Regions from separate parts of the Mus musculus genome. Here region 1 is linked to region 2. A link is a loop called in an ENCODE intact Hi-C map of the cell type or tissue named here. Cell type or tissue: heart. All regions are shown on one strand. Links, peaks and the distances in the headings refer to the core of each region. The heading gives the core; the rest is flanking DNA.

Region 1 (5,376 bases), core at 306-5,305, 370 kb before region 2:
AAATGCTTTAACCTCCTTTGTAGCCCACCGCCCACTAAAGGTAGTGGAAAAGAAAGAATACGGGGAGGTGGACCTGTTTAGAAAGGTTCTTCGGAGCAACTCACATCTGGAAAATCAGCAGTTGTCTGGAAATCAGCAGTTCAGTTCACAGGTTAGCAGGCAGCAGCAGCAGCTCCATCCACTCTCAAACACTTCACGGATACACCAGCAGTCCAGTTTGGTAGAGTCGGGATAGCAACTGCGGTGGCACAACCTAGGAGAGACAGCCAGGCTTCAACCTTGGCTCAAGTCGGCAGGAACTCCAGAAATACTCAGCTGTGCCTCTCTCAGGGAAGTGAAGATCAGCGAAGATGAGAGATCCACAAGCGTTGCACAGCTAGCTCTAAAAGCAAGCCTAGCTCAGCCTTTGTCATTCTGTGGAGTCCTGTTTATCCCCTCCAAATATCATGTGTCCTCCACATGTGTTGCCTCCAAATATCACGTATCCTCCCTGTGTCTTGCCTCAGCACCTGTATCCAGTCAGCCCGAGTCCTTGGAAATGGCAACAAACTGCAGCACACCACCAGAAAATTGTTGGTGCGTTTCTCTCTCTCTATGGAGTCCCGACAAATGCAGCTCAACTATGCAATGTAAGGCAGACTAATACATTCACGTAGCAAAGAATCTTTCATCACATGTTCTTACATGTGCTTGCTTTAGCAGAACATCCTCTCCTGTGTCTGCTCCATCAAAATGTTTCTTCACGTGTCTGCCTTAACCTTTCACATCTGTGTCCACATTAACGAAACGCTCCTTCAAGTGTTTTCCCCAGCAAAACACCATCTGACCAACTTTTCAACTTCACCTAGCTCCCACTATAACTAGAATTGACACTATCAGGGAGAGTCAGTTTCTATGTGTAACTCAGTCCAGGATCGAATCAATTCCTACTCATTGAGTGCTTTGAGTGATTACTAAGTTCAAGGGCAAATGAACTGTCTGTCCTTCCTGGTTGTGGAGGGTACATCTGTGCCTGGAATAGCTAGAGAAAGACAGTGGAGTCAGCAGAGTTTGGGTGTCATTAGCCCTGCCACTCCGGACCCCTCACTTCCCCTCTGACTTCCTCTCCCCTCTGTGCCTCGGCAGATCTGGCAGACAAGCAGCAGCTTTGCAGGGGTGTCTGCTGCCCACTCTGGTGCCGTCAGTGCACATTGCTTCAGAGTTGCTGTCTCTGGGCTTGGGCACAGAGCCAGCCGTTGTCTTTGTCATCAAATCCCAGGGCTGCCCCAGGATTCTGAGTGCTTTACAGAGTCAGCAAGCCAGCCTCGGACATGCATTTAGGAAGAATATAGAGGCTCTGAAAAGAATATTCAGAATGAGATGGTAGAGATAAAGGAAGGGCAGAGCTAAGAGAAAGGAAAGACTCTGATTCTATGTTGCTGACACCAGTAGTTACTGCGGTGCCATCGGCACTGCCTACTAGACTCTTCTGCGAAGACAGAAATGTCTTAAAACAATCATGCTGATACAGCAGCCACACCTGGCTACTGAGCATTTGAAATGTAGGTAGCTAGCGATTACATTTTTATTCTCTTGAATTTTGATTAATTCCAACTTAAATAGATACATATATCTAGTGCTTTATTAGACATATGAAAAAAAATAGTAGAGTGTGCTGTGGGGTGAGGTGGTGCAGTTCAAAGAGCATGAGAATCTGAATTCAGTCTCCAGAACCCATGTGCAAAAAAAAGCTAGGTATAGCCGTGCGTGCGCATAATCTCAGCACTGGGGAGGCAGAGATGGGTGGGTCCCTGGGGCTCCTTGGGCAGCTAGCCTGGCCTAATGAGTGAGTTCCAGCTAATCAGAGAGGCTGTCTGACATCGATACTGGCTCTCTGGGTTCAAATCTCAAGTCTCTGTGCTATTTCTGTACACAGCTCCAAGATGAGGCTGATAAGATTGACCTCATAGGAGTCATGTGCTGATAAGGAGACTGGAAGCTCAGGTGGGGGAACCATTTACCAGTGTACTCATCCATCAGAAGTAGCCACAGAGGTCTGGGAGAGGCACGGGCCTGAGGCCATGCACCTTGCCAAACACCCAAGAACTCTAGATGACCACCTGCATTGTTAAATTGTTGGATTTGCCTTAAAGTTCTGACATTCGCAAACCCCTGTACTTTAGATTATTTATGTATTATTATTAAAAATGTCCATTGTGTATATCCCTTATACATGGTATTGTTACATAAGAACATTTTTTAAAAATAGATTTCTTTATTTTTATTTACGTGTGTATGCTTGCACATATGCATATGGCTGCTCTTGGAGGCCAGAAGTCGACATCAGATCCCCACAAACTGGAGTTACGAATAACTGTGAATCACCAAACATGGGTGCTGGGAGCTGAACTCAGGTCCTCCACACGAGTAGCAAGGGCCTTGACTGCTGCGCCATCTCTCCAGCCGCAGTGACATCTTTATTTAGGTAATGGTTGCATGTTGAGTATATTCCCATAAGCCCTGCTCCCCTTCTCCCTGTCAATCCCCTTTGTTCCCCTAGGAAGTTTGGTTTCTACTGTGATATCAAATATCCATGCATGATTTTAGGCATATTAAAGCTATATAAAATCTTCTATATATAATCTATATTAAATCTAGGAACCACAAATGAAAGAATCCCATTACCTTTTCGGTTTTTACTTCAATATTTTGCTTTTATTCGGAAAAGGAGGCAAGGCAGACTTATGGATTTAATTTTGCAAGCAAGAAAACAGACCCAAAGCAGGGGAAATCAAACAAACAAAAACCCAATTGCCCCAAATTGTCCTGATGAGCTACCAGGGGACAATTCGCCCTCTGTGGGTCAAAGCCAAGGGTCACTCTATCCCAGCTTAGAGGTCTGTCTTCCGACTTCAATTCTGCTGCCTTTGGCTTTGTAGTCAGTCTAAAGAGTGTTTGTCCCTGCACTGACGCCAAGCGGTTCACAAAATCAGCCACATAACTCTGCCTTGCTACCAGAGAGCCCCATCCTCTTGGCAGCGAGCACTGCTCTGTCCTGCCGCTGCCTCCTCCTTTCGGTGGCTTAATCGTTGCTTGTTTGCCTGGAATTATTTCCACAACCCCTAGTTTTAATCTAGAACTTGGCATGTCTGTTTGCCTCCATTTTCATGCCTATAATTATTTAATTGCCTTCTTTAATTCCTGTAAACAAGAAGTCTGTCATCTGAGAGCAGCTTAGCAACAGTCCAGGCCGACAATGAAAATCCAGCTAGGAAAAGTCACTTGCTTGTGGTGCACAACAGCGCCCCCTTTTGACCAAGGCATTCTAGTTTTTTTTTTTTTTTTTTTTTTTTTTTTATTTATTTATTATATGTAAGTCTAGTTTTAAGGGACCCAAATAAACTCAACATAGTTTATTGAGGTGTAATTGGTGTTTTTTTTTGTTTTTTTGTTTTTTTGTTTTTTTGTTTTTTGAGACAGGGTTTCTCTGTATAGCCCTGGCTGTCCTGGAATTCACTTTGTAGACCAGCCTGGCCTCGAACTCAGAAATCCACCTGTCTCTGCCTCCCAAGTGCTGGGATTAAAGGCGTGCGCCACCACGCCCGGCCCTGTGTAATTGGTGGACAATTATAAATTGCACCACTAACGGAGCAATAAGGTTTGTGTGTGTGTGTGTGTGTGTGTGTGTGTGTGTGTGTGTGTGTGTAGATAAGTAAAAATAACTTTGTTGAGCTGGAGAGATGGCTCAGAGGTTAAGAACACTGACTGCTTTTCCAGAGGTCCTGAGTTCAATTCCCAGCAACCATATGGTGGCTCATGACCATCTGTAATGGGATCCAATGCCCTCTTCTGGTGTGTCTGAAGACAGCTACAGTGTAGTCATATAAATAAATAAAATCTAAACAAAAAAACAAACAAACAAAGAAACAAAAAATCCCAACCCACCAATAGCTTTGTTGTTTTTATAAAATCAATACTCTTTTTAAAAATTAAATCTCGGGCTGGTGAGATGACTCAGCAGGTAAGAGCACTGACTGCTCTTCCGAAGGTCCTGAGTTCAAATCCCAGCAACCACATGGTGGCTCACAACCACCTGTAATAAGATCTGACGCCCTATTCTGGTGCATCTGAGGACAGCTACAGTGTACTTATTTATAATAAATAAATCTTTTTAAAAAATTAAATATCTTCTTTAAAAGGGGAGGTGTTAAGGATGTAGGGTGCTTGCCTAGCAGCACAAAGCCCTAAGTTGGACCCTCAGAACTCCATAAATGTGGGCCCATAAATTGGCCATAACTATAACTCCAACACTGAGAAGGTGGATGCAGAAAGACCAGGAGTTAAGGTCATCCTTAGCTAAATAGTGAGTTTGAGGCTAGCCTAGGCTATCTGAGACCCTGTCTCAAACAACAAATAAATAAACAGGGGAAAACAATAGCTAAAAATCATGTGTGTGGGGTGTGGGTGGGGGAGCTCCTCTATCACCACTCACACTGCCACAGACAGAACTACTACAGCAAGGACTCTCATCACCAGTCAGCCATTTTGTGTAGCTGATCATTCTATGGGCTGCCTCAAGAACCACCCACCACAGTCGTCTGGCTTGAGAAATTCTATTGCAGACATCAGGGAAGTAATAAAATAATAATAATCAGATAAAAACATATGGAGCAGCTGAGCATGGTGGTGCTCACCCAGCACTCACAGAGGCAGGAGGCAGGAGGCAGGAGGCAGGAGGCAGGAGGCAGGAGGCAGGAGGCAGGAGGCAGGAGGCAGGAGGCAGGAGGCAGGAGGCAGGAGGCAGGAGGCAGGAGGCAGGAGGCAGGAGGCAGGAGGCAGGAGGCAGGAGGCAGGAGGCAGGAGGCAGGAGGCAGGAGGCAGGAGGCAGGAGGCAGGAGGCAGGAGGCAGGAAGGCAGGCAGATCTCTGAATTTGAGGCCAGCCTGGCCTACAGAGTATGTTCCAGAACAGCCAGGGCTACACAGAAAAATCTTGTCTCAAAAAAACAAAAACAAAAACAAAACCCCAACAATAACAAAACCAAAATATATGGGGGCTAGGGAGCTGGCTTAGTTGTTAAGGGTGCTCTTATGGAGAACCCAGATTCTGTGCTCAGCAGTAATGGGGAGGCTCATAACTGTCACTGACTCCAGCTCTAGAGTATCAAAGACCAGGCATGCACATGGTACACAAACATATAGACATGCAAAAATTCATATACATAAAATAAATAAATTGTAAAATGATTATCTAACAACAATTTTTTAAAAACCCATGTAACCAGGCATGCTATAATTCTAGTACTTGGGAGGCCAAGACAGGGAGATTTCTGTGTCCAGGGCCAGCCTAGGATACTTAGTGAAGAGTCCAGAACATTCTAAGCTATAGTGAGACCCTG
Region 2 (5,376 bases), core at 303-5,302:
TTCTGCAGATCTAAGCCCAGGAACTAGAGGAGCAGGGGGCCCCTGCCCAGACCTGCCTTCAGAGACTATCTGTTCTCCCAAAGCCCAGGACCTCCACCTACAGACCCAGGGATTTTACCTGACAGCTGGAAGAGCTGAGAGTAAAGCAATGGTTTCTGGGTGTTTTCTGCTGCCTTCTTTCCCTGAATTCCGTGAAGAAAGTCTGAACCAGAAAAAAAAAAAAAAAAAAAAAAAGGAAAAAAAGGCTAAAAAGGCTTATTATAATGACCTTCAGGAAAAGCACTACATTTTTACCTTGAGAACTGCAGAGCTGAAAGTGAGTCTGTATGGACCATGCAAATGAGATGCAAACACAAATGCAAATGACTTAGGGCTATCCTAGCTGCCACAGTAGCAGCTCTCCCAAGCCCAGGACGCCTCTAGAGGGAGGCAGAGAGAAGAGACAGAGGGCAATTAACAAGTGTCCTGGGGACTCTGAGGCTTGTCTAGAGATGGGAGGAAGAGCAGGGGACATCCTGAAGACCTTAGAGAAGTTGTAGGCCCCAGGGTGCTCTGTGCACTAGGCTACCCAGCCCTGGCAAGATCTGTCCATACTGGGCCTTCAGTGTGTGCAGAAATGTATGCAGACACGAGGGTGCTGACACTCAGAGGCGCAGACAAAAAACAGACCAAAAGTCACACCACGAAGACACACCCCTTTTTATGACACTGCTCGGAAACAGATAAGAGGTACATATTCGTAGAACACACAACACACCAAGAGGCATCAACACCCACAAAGACCCACATACACAGACACAGGGCAGACAGCAGGTCTGTCTGGAAAGAAAGATCCAAGTGACTAAAATACCTGCTTGACCAATATGGCATAGGAACTTGAACCCATAAAGGAGCCATAAGAAGTAAGACTGCTTATTTAATATTCACGGACAAGGAAAAGGAGGAGCCTCCAAAGGGGAGCGGAGCCAGGCATGCTATTGTATGCCTATAACCTGACACTTGGGAGGTGCATGCAGGAAGGCCGGGGCATCAAGGCCAGTCTCCACGGGAGTCTAAAGCCACTCTGGGCTCCATAGGACCCTGTCTCAAAAAAAAAAAAAAAAAAAAAAAAAGCAAAGATGAAGAAGACCTGATACCTCACAAGCAACAGCAAAGAGCAAGAGAAAGGATTAACTATTTCTGCAGTGATGGAGAGCCCAGGCTTGGTATGTGCCCTCTACGCTGAAGCTCACCACAGCCCAAGACAGATTTCTTTTTTGAGAGATAAAGACTTTCCAAGGCTGACCTCAAACTTGAGAACTTGAGATCCTCCTGCCTCAGCCTTCTGGGTGCTGTGATGACAGAAGGTTATCAGTATGCCCAACCTAAGATACTGTAGTTTTTATGGGATTTTTGGGGGTTTTTTGGCTGGTTGGTTGGTTGGTGGTGGTGGTTGTTGTTGTTGTTGTTGTTGAGACAGGGTCCCATGTAGCCCAGGCTAGCTTCCAACTCACTTGTAAGCCCAATCCTTCTTCTTCTACTTCCCATGTGCTGAGATTACAGGTATGCCCACAACCCCTGGTATTATGCATGTCTAGAGATTGAATCTAGAGCTTCATGCATGCTAGGCCAGCACTTTCCTACTGGTCCATATGTAGCCTCAGCTCAAGCCCCCACCCTTACCCCCATTTTCAATGATGTCACATGCTATAGCATTTCTCTCTGTCCAGCTGCCCCGGAACTTTCCCAGTCCTAAAGGGATTGGGGACACCTTGCAGTCCCTTGCCTGGCAGCCTGGCCAGCGGGCTTTCACCCCACCTGGTCCTTGGAGGCACTTGGGCCTTTTTCCCCATCCTGCATCGTCTCTCGGCTGAGAGTGCTCATTAATTCTGCTCTGTGGCTAATCTAATTTGGAAGTCTGAGGGAGGAGAGGATGGAAGTCTGAGGGAGGAGAGGAATGATTTCCAAATGGGATACAAGACAGGGTTTTTAGAAGCCACCTGTCCCTGGGTGACTGTTCACAGAAGAGAATGACTCTCTCCCCAAAAGTATACAAACTTGAAATGCCACCCAGCCCACTCACTCCACCACACACAAAAAGAAATGTGCTTTTCAGAGAAAAGAATGAATAAGCTTTCTTGCTTCCTGCACAAAGCATGGAGTCAGTCTGAGAAGTCACCACCCCTCCAGGTCTCTGTGTCCCTAGTTACCTATGAAAGGCAGAACAAGCCAACTTCCTGACATTCACCCCATGATGTCCCCCGGAACGGTGACCTGTCCCTGGTGACTCACTGCTCATGCCTGAGTGGAAGGGCAGCTGAGGCCTGGTCTCCAGTCAAAGGAGCAAGACAAGCTCAGAAAAAGACCCAGAGTGAAGCTCACCCACCACCCCGAGCCCCAAGCTCGGCTACCCAGGACCCTTTCCATCTGCCCTGTAACTGCTTTAGGTGAGAAGAGAGCCCAGAATGGAAGGGGCAGCCTTAAAACACGAGGCCTGATTATCAGCGTGCACCCGAGGGGCTGCAAAATGCCAGCTTGCTGGCTCTGAGTGTAGTTCAGAGCCTCAGACTCCCTTTCCAAATTAATATTCATGGGGCTGGCATGCCATTTATTTGCATATGTAGATTATTGCTCATCCTCTGCAGGAAAGAAAAAGTTTGGGGGTGTTTATATTTATTGTATTTATTTTAAGCTCTGGTGATAAAGCAGACGGGTCAGGCAGGGGAAGGGCAGGTTGCTGGGGCAGGAAAATAGATCCTAGAGATAGGATCCGCCAAACCAACTCCAAAGCAGTCTGTGGAAGGCATCCCATGAAGCCCTTCCCTCAGAAGGCCCTAGAAGGTCACCATTTGAGATAGGCATCCAGTTGGGGCCTGTCACTTGAACTTTCCAAGACCCTGCTTCTTTTATTCAAATGTGTTCTCATGTTTGCACGTGCCTGGGGACTAGGTGTTGAGTGTTAAACCTTGTTTAAGGAGGAAGCCCAGGTTTAGAGCCTACATGCAATACAAGTTCTTACTAAGCTGTGGTGCCCTAAGGAGGTTCTAGCCCACTCCCTCCTCTGCTAAACACCTTACGTGCCTGGTACCTCAGAGGAGCTCCCACCCTGCCCACTGTCATCTGAAGCCATCAGCGACTCTGAGAACCTTTATTCAGTCTTCTCCTGGTCCACTGGCCTCACCCCCTTTTCTTTGTCAAATAAAGTGTTCAGCGGAAAGCTGGCAGTCTGAAGTAAGTTGTTCAAAGTTCTGGGGATTTGCAAAAGCAACAAAGCAGTGTGAGACCAGAAACCAGCAGACCAGGAATGGCAAGAATGTCCACAAGATACTTAAGTATAAATAGATGAAGGCCAGCCCTGTGCTGCCCCCAGCGCCCCCTGCTGGCCACCTCTGCTCCCTGAACCCTTGCAAGACAGTTACAAGGTAACTGTCAACTGCCTAAAGTAATGTTCCACATACGGGAAGCATTCATTAAAATTAGTCCCTTCAATTGAGGTTGAGTGAAAAAAAAAACAGGCTTTTTTTTTTCAGGGAAATAATCTATTTCTCTGGTTTATGAATTCAATAAACACCCGCTGAGAGCAGGCCTGGTGATGCATGCCTGTAATCCCAGCACTCAGGAAGATCAAGAGTTCAAGGTCATCTGTGGCTACACAGCTAGTTCAAGGCCAGTCTGTGCAGTGTTAGACCCTGTCTCAAGAAATTAACAAATATCCATTGAACTGTCCTGTATTGTATGCACAAGGCCCTGGTTCAACCACCACTACTACCACCACCACCACCTAATGGCCGCAGTGCTAGCCACAAATAAGGGCCCAGCCTATCTCATCGAGGATCTCAATGGGTTTAGGATCCAACTGGGAGAGATGAGGAGCACCCTGAAATAATGCTGAATAACGACACTAGCGGTGTCCTATTAAACATGGAATTCATGGTGTGAGCAGTAATTGCTACAGTTCAGGGAAGGGGAGGTCAATACTTGGAGATCACCGTGGGCACCAGCACTTAGGGAAGCTCTAATGAGGATACAGATTGAAGCAAGCCTTAAAGGGAGGGCTACTTCAGAAAACCCAGAGAAGGGCAGGACTTACTGCCATGGCAAAGAGGCCTAGGGGTAAGGTGAGGAGAAGCCCAGAGGTGAGGTGGGTAGAGACCTAGCAGGGGAGGGAGGAGAGGGGAACAGGTGAGGTGAGAAGAGAGAAGAGGCTTAGCAGGGGAGGAGGGAAGAGGCTTAGCAGGGGAGAAAAAGATAAGATGAAGGCAGACTGTGAAAAGCCCAAATATCTACGTGGGGAGCTTATGCCTCATTTCATGAATGAAAGGTTCATGCTTTGGAAAGATCTCAAAGGAAAAAAAAAAGATAGAAAATCCCCCCAGCTGCTTGACAGTGGCCCCAGAGCTACACAATGGGCTCACAGTGTGGATTCTGAACCCACAGCCACTTCTGCACTGACATCCACTCCGTCTCCTTAACAAAGTCCCTCAGACTGTTCTAGAGAGCACACTAGTCTCTGCACGGCAAGATGACAGAGCAGGAGGCTGGGTGTCATCACCCAGAATGCCACCGGAGTTTTCTCAGGCCAGGGAGCTATGTCCGAGGAAAACAGTAAAGATAGAGGTTGTGCTTAGACATTGGGAAGAGAGCATAGGAGTCATGGGGTTAGCAAAAGGCTCTAAGTTGGTCCAAGCACTGAGAATATGGAGACATCTGAGAAATGGATGCCATCAAAAGTCATGATGGTTGCTAGGCATCAAATATTGCTAATATTACCTAAGCCAGGTCACATATACTCCTGGAATCCCAGCACTCAGGAGGATGTAACTGGAGAACTGACAGTTCAAGGTCATCCTCATCCACCAGTGAATCTGAGGCCAGCCTGGGCTACCTGAGTCTCCATGTCAAAAATGCACACCCCAAACCCCCACAGTGAAGAGAAGGATGATGATGGTGGTGGTGGTGGTGGTGATGATGATGATATAATGCTGAGACATGGCCTAAGAGGTCAATACTGAGAACCAGCTAGCACTGAAGCCAGGAGTCCAGCATTGTGAGGGAGCAACAGGAGCGGCCTCTGATCCACAATGGCGATACCTACCCCACAGGTACCATCAACCACTATCCTGGGTTTGTGGCTCAGTGGGTAGAGCACTCGCCCAACATGAAAGAAGTCCTGGGTTGAGTCCCCAAACCACTTAAACCCAATGAGATGATACATGCCTGTAATCCCAGCACTCAGGAGGTGGAGGTGGGAGGATTCAAAGGTCAAGGTCCTCCTCAGTTACACAGGGAATCTGGGATGTATAAAACCCTGTCTCAAGGCAGTTTCTGTGGTTGCACAGGAAGATCCTATTTTAGCCTGATTTGTTGTATCCCACCATTGAAAAAGAGCAAAGCAGG

Evidence for each region. Peaks named below come from ENCODE experiments on the same cell type or tissue, not always from the same donor. Only the 100,000 strongest peaks of a DNase experiment are listed, where the experiment ranks them.
Region 1: a loop joins it to region 2, with 5 times the contacts of the local background. A loop is called at or near these places in 3 of 42 quality-filtered maps.

Annotation. Positions count from the first base shown.
Region 1 is chr9:64,767,156-64,772,531 of GRCm38, reverse strand. Gm36365 (a long non-coding RNA gene) reads right to left here and starts at 1,129. Exons shown (of 3, transcript XR_379558.3): 1 at 105-1,129. In heart, for the core only: a CTCF peak has its summit at 3,270 (motif pointing left); DNase peaks (open chromatin) are centred at 1,141 and 2,991; H3K27ac peaks cover 897 bases.
Region 2 is chr9:64,392,341-64,397,716 of GRCm38, reverse strand. The region is part of intron 1 of Megf11 (multiple EGF-like-domains 11); the gene reads right to left. Among named protein-coding and RNA genes, the nearest start is that of Megf11, 9.4 kb to the right of the region's middle. In heart, for the core only: CTCF peaks have their summits at 418 (motif pointing right) and 3,369 (motif pointing left); no DNase peak of the experiment used is centred there; H3K27me3 peaks cover 794 bases.